Linked DNA regions of Homo sapiens: region 1 is linked to region 2. The links are chromatin loops, found by intact Hi-C in ENCODE. Cell type or tissue: OCI-LY7. All regions are shown on one strand. Links, peaks and the distances in the headings refer to the core of each region. The heading gives the core; the rest is flanking DNA.

The links. Hi-C counts contacts between places; a loop is a spot of excess contacts. Peaks named below come from ENCODE experiments on the same cell type or tissue, not always from the same donor. Only the 100,000 strongest peaks of a DNase experiment are listed, where the experiment ranks them.
Region 1: it touches region 2 in a loop (3-fold over the local background); 2 of 110 quality-filtered maps call a loop at or near these places.

The regions. Positions count from the first base shown.
Region 1 is chr3:183,813,969-183,819,342 of GRCh38, forward strand. MAP6D1 (MAP6 domain containing 1) reads right to left here. Exons shown (of 3, transcript NM_024871.4): 2 at 4,026-4,143; 3 at 1,954-3,468. The coding sequence ends at 3,388. Among named protein-coding and RNA genes, the nearest start is that of YEATS2-AS1, 6.2 kb to the left of the region's middle. RefSeq lists an enhancer at 3,653-4,264. In OCI-LY7, for the core only: no CTCF peak of the experiment used is centred there; DNase peaks (open chromatin) are centred at 1,863 and 2,203; H3K4me3 peaks cover 628 bases; H3K27ac peaks cover 1,594 bases.
Region 2 is chr3:183,466,455-183,471,828 of GRCh38, forward strand. No RefSeq gene overlaps it. Among named protein-coding and RNA genes, the nearest start is that of SNORA63E, 15 kb to the left of the region's middle. In OCI-LY7, for the core only: a CTCF peak has its summit at 3,067; a DNase peak (open chromatin) is centred at 3,077; H3K4me3 peaks cover 678 bases.

The DNA of each region.
Region 1 (5,374 bases), core at 170-5,169, 350 kb after region 2:
CAGCCTGGGTGACAAGAACAAGACTCCATTGTCTCAAAAAAAAAAAAAAAAAAAAGAGTCTGCTCTCTCGCCCAGGTTGGAGTGCAGTGGCACGATCTCAGCTCACTGCAACCTCCGCCTCCTGGGTTCAAGTGAGCACGTCTGGCTAATTTTTGTATTTTTAGTAGAGATAGGGTTTCACCATGTTGACCAGGCTGGTCTCAAACTCCTGACCTCAAGTGATCCACCTGCCTTGGCCTTCCAAAGTGCTGGGATTACAGACATGAGCCACCATGCCTGGCTTGCTTTTTATTTTTAAGAACTTTTTCTTTACAGAATTATTATAAAAATGTTTACAGAAACTTTAGCAAGCATAAAAAATGTGTTTGAAAAACTACTCATAATTCCTCCTCTGAAAGATAATCACTGCTAACATCTCTCAGTGCCTTTCTTTCAGTCTTATATGCGTATTATGTATGTGTGTGAGAGATGATTGATAGATAGCTATGAGTTGGGACCACATGGTTGAGACTTGTCTGTCTCAGTTGCTTCTTGGGTCACTTGCTGAACATGTTAGGCCTGATTATTTAGACCTAAGTGAGTGGGAAGGAGTTTCAGCATAACCCACATCTCCTCATAAAGAGGCCAGGCTGGGTGCAGTGGCTTACACCTGCAATCCCAGTGCTTTGTGGAGGCTGAGGCAGGAGGATTGCTTGAGCCCAGGAGTTCAGGACCAGCCTGGGCAACCATAGGGAGACCCTGTTTCTACAAAATGTACAAAAATAAATAAAAAATGGCCGGGTGTGATAGCTCAACGCCTGTAATCCCAGCACTTTGGGAGGCTGAGATGGGAGGATCATCTGAGGTCAGGAGTTCGAGACCAGCCCAGCCAACATGACGCCCCGTCTCTACAAAAATTAGCTGGGCATGGTGGTGGGCGCCTGTAATCCCAGCTACTCGGGAGGCTGAGGTGGGAGAATATCGCTTGAACGTGGGAGGCAGAGGTTGCAGTGAGCCGAGATTGCACCACTGCACTCCAGCCTGGGTGACAGCCAAAAAAAAAAAAGCCAGGCATGGTGGCATGCCCCTGTGGTCCCAACTACTCGAGAGGCTGAGGCGGGAGGATCACTTGAGCCCAGGAGGTTGAGGATGCAGTGAGCAGTGTTCACACCACTGGGTGACAAAGCAAGACCCTGCCTCGATGATGATGCACCCTCAGAGCAACACTGGAGTTGGTGTCTGTGAAAAGCTGTCTGCTGTGCATTGCAGAGGCTCTTGACCATCTGTTTGTTTGTCTTGCAGTCAGGCCTGTCTGGTGTGGTGAGGCCTCCACTGCGGCTGCCCCACCAGCACTGCCAGGAAGGGGCAGGCCCGGTTGGTCCTGGCTGAGCTGCAGCAGAGCTGACCAGCCCATTATAGGAAAAGAACAAACAAGCATCTGGGCGCTGTGCAGGGTGACGTTGGCCAGGGGGGGTGAGGGGCTGGGAGCACACGGCATCAAGCTAGAGGATGCTGGGAGCTGCAGGTGGGAACACAGCTGGCTCCCAGGGAAAGTGAGGAGGGGGGACTAAGGCAGGAAAGAATAATCCTAACACCTGTGCCTCAGTTATTTCCTGTACTGAGCACCCCACCCATAAACACGGATGCTCTTGGCAAGCCACAAGGTGTAGCTGGTAGCGTCGTCACTTCTCAGTGAAGAAACGGAACCCCAGTTGCTCACAGGTAGCAAGTGAAGCTGGGATTAGAGCCTGAGGAGCTTCAGAGAGAGGCGCCTGGGTGAGGGTAGGGGACGGGTGGGTTCTGTGGGCTGCACCTACCACATGTGCTCTGCACCCCACAGCAAGAAGTGCTCAGCATCAACAGGCCTCTGAGGTGTGGCGGCAGCTGCACCACACTGAAGTCCTTAGCACCAAGAGACTGGAGAAAACAAGCGTGAGAAGACTCGTGCTTATAATTTAAGAAACTGAAACTACATTTTTGCATTTTAGTAAAATCTGAGATTGTACAGTTTTTAATCTCATTTCCACAGACACCCAGCAGGCAGCCTCTTTTCTCTTAGAAAAATCAAACATGCAAGCCGTGAAGTCAGGAATAGCTGAACCCCTTGGATAAGCACACGCTTTGGGCTTCTTTAAAGCGAGCCTCTCATCAAGAGCATTTCCTTTGCTGGCATGAGGGGAGGGCTGTGCCTGCCAGGGCTAGCACCTGGGAGGGACGCTGACAGGCAGTCGGAGCTGGAACCACTGTCCCACCTGCACGTCTGGTGGCTCTGAGACCCGAGTGCCACCACCTGCAGCTTAAATGCTCGTCTCACTAGAGCCACTTGTGGGCTGGAGAGGAAGAAAGATCCAAAGGGAAATCCACAAATTTCCTTACTGAAGACTGTCCTGAGCTTGTACCTCTAAGCTTTAAAAAGAGACGAAGACCCCTCAAACGTGTGAAGGCACCAGGCGTGACCCATGTGGCCATGCTGGCTGGAATTTACGGAGGAAGTTAGGAGAGAGCTTTGCAAAGAAAATGAACTGCCTCTTCAAAAGGTGGTGAGTTCCCCGTCACTGTACATGTGAGCAGGGTAGACGGAAGGGTTGGTGTAGAGGACATTTTAAGGTATTTCAGGGAATGAGACAAATGCCACCTTCCCAAAAACAGTTCCAGTTCTCAGCCAGTGTGTATGATAGTGCCCTGCTCATCATCCTTATGTTAGCGGGAAAATCATTAGTAACAAAATGTGGATTCAATCTTTAGAACCTAGCACAAGGTAAATGTGAGTCATTCAATCCCAAGAACTGTTTTGTTAAAACATGAGGCTCATCTTGGCCATAAGGAGGTCTGTGAAGTGGAAGCCCGTGACTGACGGTCTGTTTCTTCTGGAAATTTCCTCCTGGATACTCAGCATCACCATGAGTCATGCAGGTGACGGCCCAAGATTCCAACAGCTTCAACTGCAGGGGCCATTTGTAGGAAGAGCCAAGGGTCTCACTGTAGGTTATGAAATTAATCAAGTGCTCACGCATCCTGGGAAATCCACCAAAAGTGGACATAACTGGTTCTTTCAAGGGCCGGATGTGTCCACATTCCTCAGCTTCCATGGACCAATTCGGTTCCCAACTGACTTGATCCTCAGGCTCCTCAGAGATTTCAAAACTGAGAGACGGCCAGATGGCAGTTAACGAACGCAGGAGCCTTCCACAGGCTTCTCAAGAGGATGCTTGAGGCTGAGCTGGGTGTGCCAAGTCCATCGGTGCATCTGCTCCACACCAGCACTTTGGCCCTGGTGACAGCTTTGAGAGGGGCTGTGCCCTCCCGCAGGGGCCCATGCCATGCTCTCGCCCAGCCCCGCGGCAGTGGGTCCTGAGGCCGCTCCCCAGCCCTGTCCTGTCGGCAGCCATGGTGTCACGGTGCAGGCAGTCACACGTTGAGAATCCGGGGAGCTGAGGCCTGAAAGATGGCGGAGGGGTTAGGAGTGAACTTCTTCCTCACCTCTGGGACCTGAAAAATGAAGTGTGGCCACATATCAGTGGGACTTTTCCTTAACTCCCTACTCTTCCCCACTACCCAGCTCCAGGAAAAAATCCCCTCCCATCCTCTGCATCCTCCAGGAGTTGAGACCTGAAGGGTCAGAGGGGACTTGCCCACCGTGAGCCATAGGCGTCACTGCATTAGCAGCTGAGTGGTACACGGACCTTCCATTCTGCTCCCTGAACCACTTGGGAATCGGAGCTGAGATGCCCCCACTCCCTTCCATCGTCTCTTTCCTCTTACACAAATGCTGTGGTACTCAGGCCAGTCACTAGCGTTCAGTGGCCAAGGGTAAGATGGGGATTTAGGAGGCAGAGAGACCCTGCTCACCAGAGAGGCCAACGCTAGAGGGCCACCCAGCTGGCTACTGATGAGGAAGTACCTTGGGTTTTTGTTCGGGACATCTGGTTGGCACTGCTGTCCCTGGTCATAATTGCATTTTACACCATGAAAATCTGGCTCCTAATCCCTACCCGGGGAAAGAGGCCTCTATACCCACACCCCTGCTACACCAGCTTCCGGCTGACCTGGAAGCCGGCCCCAGGGCTGCTGTCCCATCCCGAAGTGTGGGTTGTGATGACTCGGGCTGGTTTTGTCTTTGTGGATCTTGAGGGCTTCACTCCAGTCCAAGCCTGGAATTCCTGTCTGGAACAGAGAACACGGTCACAAGCTTGCACAGGGTCAGCCACCCCTTTACCGACTCCCCAGGGGCTGCTGCTCTGCCCCATGCACGGCCCTGCCAATTGCTGAAACCCTCGGCTCCAGGCAGTCCTCATCATCTTCCCAAAGACAGAACTGGCAAGGCAAGTGCACTCCCGTGCAGGCCCAGCTCCAGGAGAAAGGTGTGTGGCTGCCTGGCCCCTCACCTCAGCGATCCACTGGGAAATCTGGGCTCACCCCGGTCCCTAAGGAAGTAGGAGAGGAAGCTTATTCTCACACTGCAGGCGAGCGGCAGGGTCAGGGCAGAGCTCAGTTAGCACCTGGGTCTCATTCAGAACGCAACAGCACCTGGCACTGCTGGGTCTTGGAGACGAGCAGCCCCGGTGCTATACCTGCACCCCCTGCGATTCTCCCACACCTGCCCCTCCAGAGCCAGGCTGCTTCAAGAGACCCAGGTCATGGTGACTGCTTATGCCTGAAGAGGAAATGCCCTCAGCACCGGGCACAGCCCTGGCTTGCCAGACCCGCTTAAGACTGAAAAGAAAAATAAGGCTCAGAACTTTTAGTTTTTTATACTTTGTCTCATTAACTCATGCAGAAGAATGGATCGCAGTGACCATCTCAAAAGACTCCAAGGTGGCCTGGCCTTTGCACAGCTCTGTGCATGGTGGAGGGAGTGGATCATGCGCTGTTGCTGAGCCTGTGGCGGGGAGGGTGGTGTGATGGGGGAAGGCGGGCCCTGGAGGGAGAGGATGAGGCTGGCACCGCTAGCTCCATGTACCGGGAGCAGCTTTCTCCATGAAAAGACAGTGCTTCCATTTCTCTGAACAAAAGGGACCTCCTTTAATTCTACCCACTCCTCTGCAAGATGGGGAGCTCAGAAGGCAGAAGTCCCTGTGTCCCAGGAGCACCTGGCCAAGGTGGAAGTGTCCAGCTAGCTGGGCCTGGCACCCACGTGTGCGGAGTTGCTCCTGCCCAGGCTGGACACTGCCGGGGTTGGGCTTCAGGCCCTGAGGTCAACAAAGCTGCCTTTCTCCTTGGCAGCTGCAAAGCTGGGGCACCACTGGGCAGGCTGCGTGGGCAGGGAATGGCTGTGTCCATGGCCAGCACTGGGGTGCCAGGAGGAGAGCTAGGCCGGGGCCCCGTCAGGTAATTTTCACTCCCGAAGCCGCGAGCTTCTGAAGACCAGCTGCCCAAACCATATGCTGCTCTGTTC
Region 2 (5,374 bases), core at 60-5,059:
TTTCTGTTTCCTTTTCCAATAATATTCTCTAACTACCTGCAGCCAGTTTAGGGCATCTGTCTTGTCTTTTATATAGTAATAAAACTGAACACATTCTAGTGTAAAAATTCACTTTGCCTTGCTGCGCTGCTCTTATACAACCCCCATTACACTGATTCCCGGTGCCAGTCCATGAGGACATCAAGCTCAGTATCCTCTCAACAAAAGTATTTGAGCATGGAATACTTGGGATTTACTTAGGAGCAAGAGCAGGTTTTCAGACTTGCAGGAATTTGTTTCCAGCTCTCCAAGGGTGCCCACTCGCTTTGCAGCCACAGGCTTGTTTTGACTGATCAGCTGTTTGTCAGTCAGGTCCTTTGCTTCTGTTAACATATGGCTGGCAACAATGATAGCTGTCTTGTAGGCACAATCTAAGGAAGCCATCTCCTTCCATTTTTATAATGTCAGAATTTCATTAAGTGATTCTGCACATTTTGAGAACATTGAAAAATGACCAAAACTTTCATTGTGAAAACCCTCAGTATCACGGTAAGCAAATCACACACCCCACCCTTTTTTTTTTTTTTTTTTTTTTTTGACAGTCTCACTCTGTTGCCAGGCTGGAGTGCAGTGGCGCGATCTCGGCTCACTGCAACCTCCGCCTCCCAGGTTCAAGCAATTCTCCTGCCTCAGCCTCCCGAGTAGCTGGAACTACAGGCATGCACCACCACACCGAGCTAATTTCTGTAATTTTAGTAGAGACAGGGTTTCACCATGTTGGCCAGGATGGTCTCGATCGCTTGACCTCATGATCCACCTGCCTCGGCCTCCCAAATCACACCCCTTTTTAACAGTGTTATGTATACAGGATATGCAGGATTTTTCGCAGGTAAGATCTTTGCATTCTGTTAAGAAGTTCATAAACAGAATCGAGTTTGCCAAAATTATATGTACTATCTGCCAAATATATGCAGAGACAGTCAAAGTCCAGTTGGTATTTATTTGGATAAGATAGCAACAATTTTTGTTTTCTCCCATTTTATGAAAATTTTCACAGAAATAAAGAAGATAATTTCAAACTGCATTTTTCAAACCAAGTACCTACAAACGAGGGAGAACATTTTTTTGTTGCTGCTGCAATTTGATATACTGCTTGATACAGTGTAGAAAACCCCTGTAGTAATATCTGACAGATGGCAGTTCTCCACTGTAAGGGGCCAATATATCCATTATCAAAATTTTCCTCTGGCCTGGGTGTGGTAACTCATGCCTGTAAGTCCACCACTTTGGAAGGCCAAGGCAGAAGAATCGCTTAAGGCCAGGAGTTCAAGATTAGCCGGGGCAACATAGCAAGTGATGAATCACTACTAAAAATTTTAAAATGAGCCAAGTATGGAGGCACATACCTATAGTCCTAGCGACTGGGGAGGCTAAGGCAGGAGGATCACTTGAACCCAGGATGGAGGCTGTGATGAGCTATGATCATGCCAGTGCACTCTAGCCTGGTAACAGAGCAAAACCCTGTCAAAAAAAAAAAATCCCTTTTGCTCACCCTTGGGAGATTTTAGTTGGAACCTGAATCAGTCATCTGAATGTGATTTTATTGGGTCTCACAAAGCAATCAAAGAAATGATAATATATGGTCATTCACGTGTTCTGCCCAAACTTATTTAGCAGCTGCTATTTTCAACTGGTAAGTGTCTTTGGGAGGGGATGAAATTTTTGATTGATTTAGAAGGACTTGCCTGTCTGAGCTCAGACATGTGAGATTCAGTCTTCATATATGCTTTCCCATCCCCTTCTTCACCGCTCTTAATCCCAAATGCTTTTCTGTCTAGTGTGCAGAATGTACTGTCTTGTTTATTTACCTTCCTTATCCTTATTTTGTTGTTGTTGCTGCTGCAATTTGATGTACTGCTTGATACAGTGTAGAAAACAGTCCTTCCATCCATCATTAAAATAACAGTCATTTAACTTTCTTTTATGATGATGTTTATATCATGCTAGCTTTGGTATTGTAATCCTTCTCAGTTTCATTTCCTGAACTCTTAGAAAATATGATCACATTACTCACTGTGTTAAAATTAAACTAGCACTATCTCAATACTAAACACAATAGAGAATCCACAGGCCAAATCAAAGATGAGCTGTTGACACTCACACTTATCATGCACTTAGGTCATGAGTTTAAGTTGCATCACTTAGAGTAATGCACACATGGATGGCATCACTCAGAGTAATGCTCAAATTACTTAGAGTAATGCACAAATCAATTATTGTAAACTGCCAACCCTAATGGCCGACATCAATAACCAGGAGGGAAAAAAAGACCATAGCAACTCTGGAAAGCAGTTAATCTATGCTGTATCTATTCACCACTAAAAACAGTGTTGCGGCCAGGCACGGTGGCTCACGCCTGTAATCCTAGCACTTTGGGAGTCCAAGGCGGGTGGATCATCTGAGGTCAGGAGTTTGAAACCAGCCTGGCCAACATGGCGAAACCCAGTCTCTACTAAAAATACAAAACAATTAGCCGGGCATGGTGGCACATGCCTGTAATTCCAGCTACTTGGGAGGCTGAGGCAGGAGAATCGCTTGAACCCAGGAGGCAGAGGTTGCAGTGAGCCAAGATCGTACCATTGCACTCCAGCCTGGGGAACGAGAGTGAAACTCTGTCTCAAAAACAAAACAAAACAAAACAAACAAAAAAAACCAGTGTTGCTTTCAGGCCTATGGGGGAGGGGCTGCCATATGGATTTATACATTTTCCCCAACTTTCCACGCCCGTTGCTTAAAATTGGGACTGTTCATGTACTGGGAAGGGTTTCCTGGGAACCCTGTGGCCTCACTGGGCACACCCTGGTCTCCACCTGCTTACTGTAGCTTCCTGGATACTGAAGGTTTCTGACTTAAAGGTGCTCTTGATTGTGCATTCATAGATATATAACCGAAACAAAGTTGCACCAAACAATATTTACTCTTGCTATAGGTGATACATATTTTCCTGCTTCGTTTTTTCAATTCTGTTGGTGACTCACAATTCCGTGAACCATTTAGTGGAAACCTGCAATTTGAAGAGAACACCAATAGGGGGATCCAAAGTTCTATCCAACTGTAAAGTGATCCTAACGCTTGATCATTGCCAAAACAAAAATAAACCCCATGGTGAAACCCCATCTCTACTAAAAATACAAAAATTAGCCAAGCGTGGTGGCGGGCGCCTGTAATGCCAGCTACTCGGGAGGCTGAGGCAGGAGAATCACTTGAACCCGGGAGGCAGAGGTTGCACTGAGCTAAGATCACACCACTATGCTCCAGCCTGGGTGACAGAGCAAGACTCCGTCTCAAATAAATAAATAAATAAATAACCCCCAAAGTTCATGTAAGTAGGTAACACTATTCAAAAGAAAAACTAGTGTACTGTAATCAGGGGATATTCTATGACTATCAGAAAAAAATTAATTCATTTAATCATTCCATTCTGATTCCAGTTTTCTCTCTTTGTTGAGGAAATAATGAAACCTGCTCTTCTGAATGTTTCTGTCTTCTTTTTTTTTTTTTTTTGGAGATGGATTCTCGCTCTGTCACCCAGGCTGGAGTGCAGTGGTGCAATCTTGGCTCACTGCACCCTCCACTTCCTGGGTTCAAGTGATTCTCCTGCCTCAGCCTCCTGAGTAGCTGGGACTACAGGCACCTGCCACCATGACTGGCTAATTTTTATATTTTTAGCAGAGATGAGGTTTCACCATATTGGCCAGGCTGGTCTCAAACTCCTAACCTTGTGATCTGCCCGCCTTGGCCCCCCAAAGTGCTGGGATTACAGGTGTGAGTCACCGCACCCAGCCTTCTCTGTCTTCTTTATGGAAAATACACTCAAATTTTAGGTCTCTTGTTCTAGTCTGAACAGGCTCATATGAATTAGGAAATGGGACTGGCGTTCTAATTAAAAATCAATCTGATATTCAGAATGCTCCATGAGTCACATCAGTATTAAAGATGAAACTGAATCAGGCTTAAAAGTCATGGTCATATCACCTGAGGTCAGGAGTTCAAGACCAGCTTGGCCAACGTGGCAAAACACTGCCTCTACTAAAAATTAGCTGGGCATGGTGGAGGGTGCCTGTAATCCCAGCCACTCAGGAGGCTGAGGCAGGAGGATTGCTTGAACCTGGGAGGCGGAGGTTGCAGTGAGCCGAGATCACACTACTGCACTCTAGCCTAGGCAACAGAGTGAGACTCCACCTCAAAAAAAAAAGAAAAAGAAAAGAAAGATAAAACTACCTGTAAATTCTCTGTTACATCAATTTCTACATTTTAATTATTTTTTTCTTTAGTTTGTTGTGATCTATTCCTTTTTAAACAAATATGCTCCTGCTAAAACTAGTCCAAGAGCCATACTGACATGTTTTTAAAAATCACAAATCACTCAGTATTTACTGAAAAGCTTGTAATTTCAACTTCACAGATTTTTCTTAGTAAATCCATTGTAGTAAATGACACTGGGAAGCATAAATGGTTACCATTTAGTAGTAGTGATTTATCCTGTCCACCTAAGTAAGAAGGGAACAACCTAAAGTTTGCACTTATAACCCACATTTTAAGTGTAGAAAATGATATTTTCTCTCAGTTTTTGTATCATTTGTTAATTCAATTTGAGAGCTTCCAATTTGTTTGAACAGAAAATATAAAATTCTACTCAGTAGCTGTCTTGGAGTGTTTGGTGGCTGTGACTTGAGCCAGGAAACTTTACCTCAAGTCATGGGCAAAGATTAGGGGCCATTTGGAGCTATTGTCCCTCTAGACACACACACACACACACACACACACACGCACAGAGCATTTGTATTAGAATTAGTTCTTGATTTAACATTAGTTCAAAGACTTTAAATTCCAACTGAGCATAGGTATGGGACAGAGGGAAAATCTGAATTATTTTATTCTCTCTCACTGCTGGCAACGTAAGACCTACTGTCTAAATTCAACAAGATCCCCACCTATTGCTGAAAGATATAAACTGTTATATCTTTCCTCACAAGTTAAACATGGGTGTAGATTTCTGTTCAATAGCATGAAAAAATAAAAGCAGGGAAATGCCAAGTGAACAAACAGGCAAAGATGAGCCCTGAATCTTCACTCGGGAAACTGATAACACAGAGATTATAGAGTGTTATCAAATTCTAAAGGAGTTACACTAAAAGTCATTTTAAAATTCCCAGTAACTAATCTGATTATGCAGAAGTCAAAACTCATTAAAAAGGCTGAAATATAAAGTAGGTCTCAGAGAAGTCAAACATTTGCTTTTCTTAATTGGCCCTGAGTATTTATTCTTGAGACACAATTGTTTTGCTAACATCTGCTTCCTTTTCTAAATATAATTTTTGTCCATGTTTTTTCT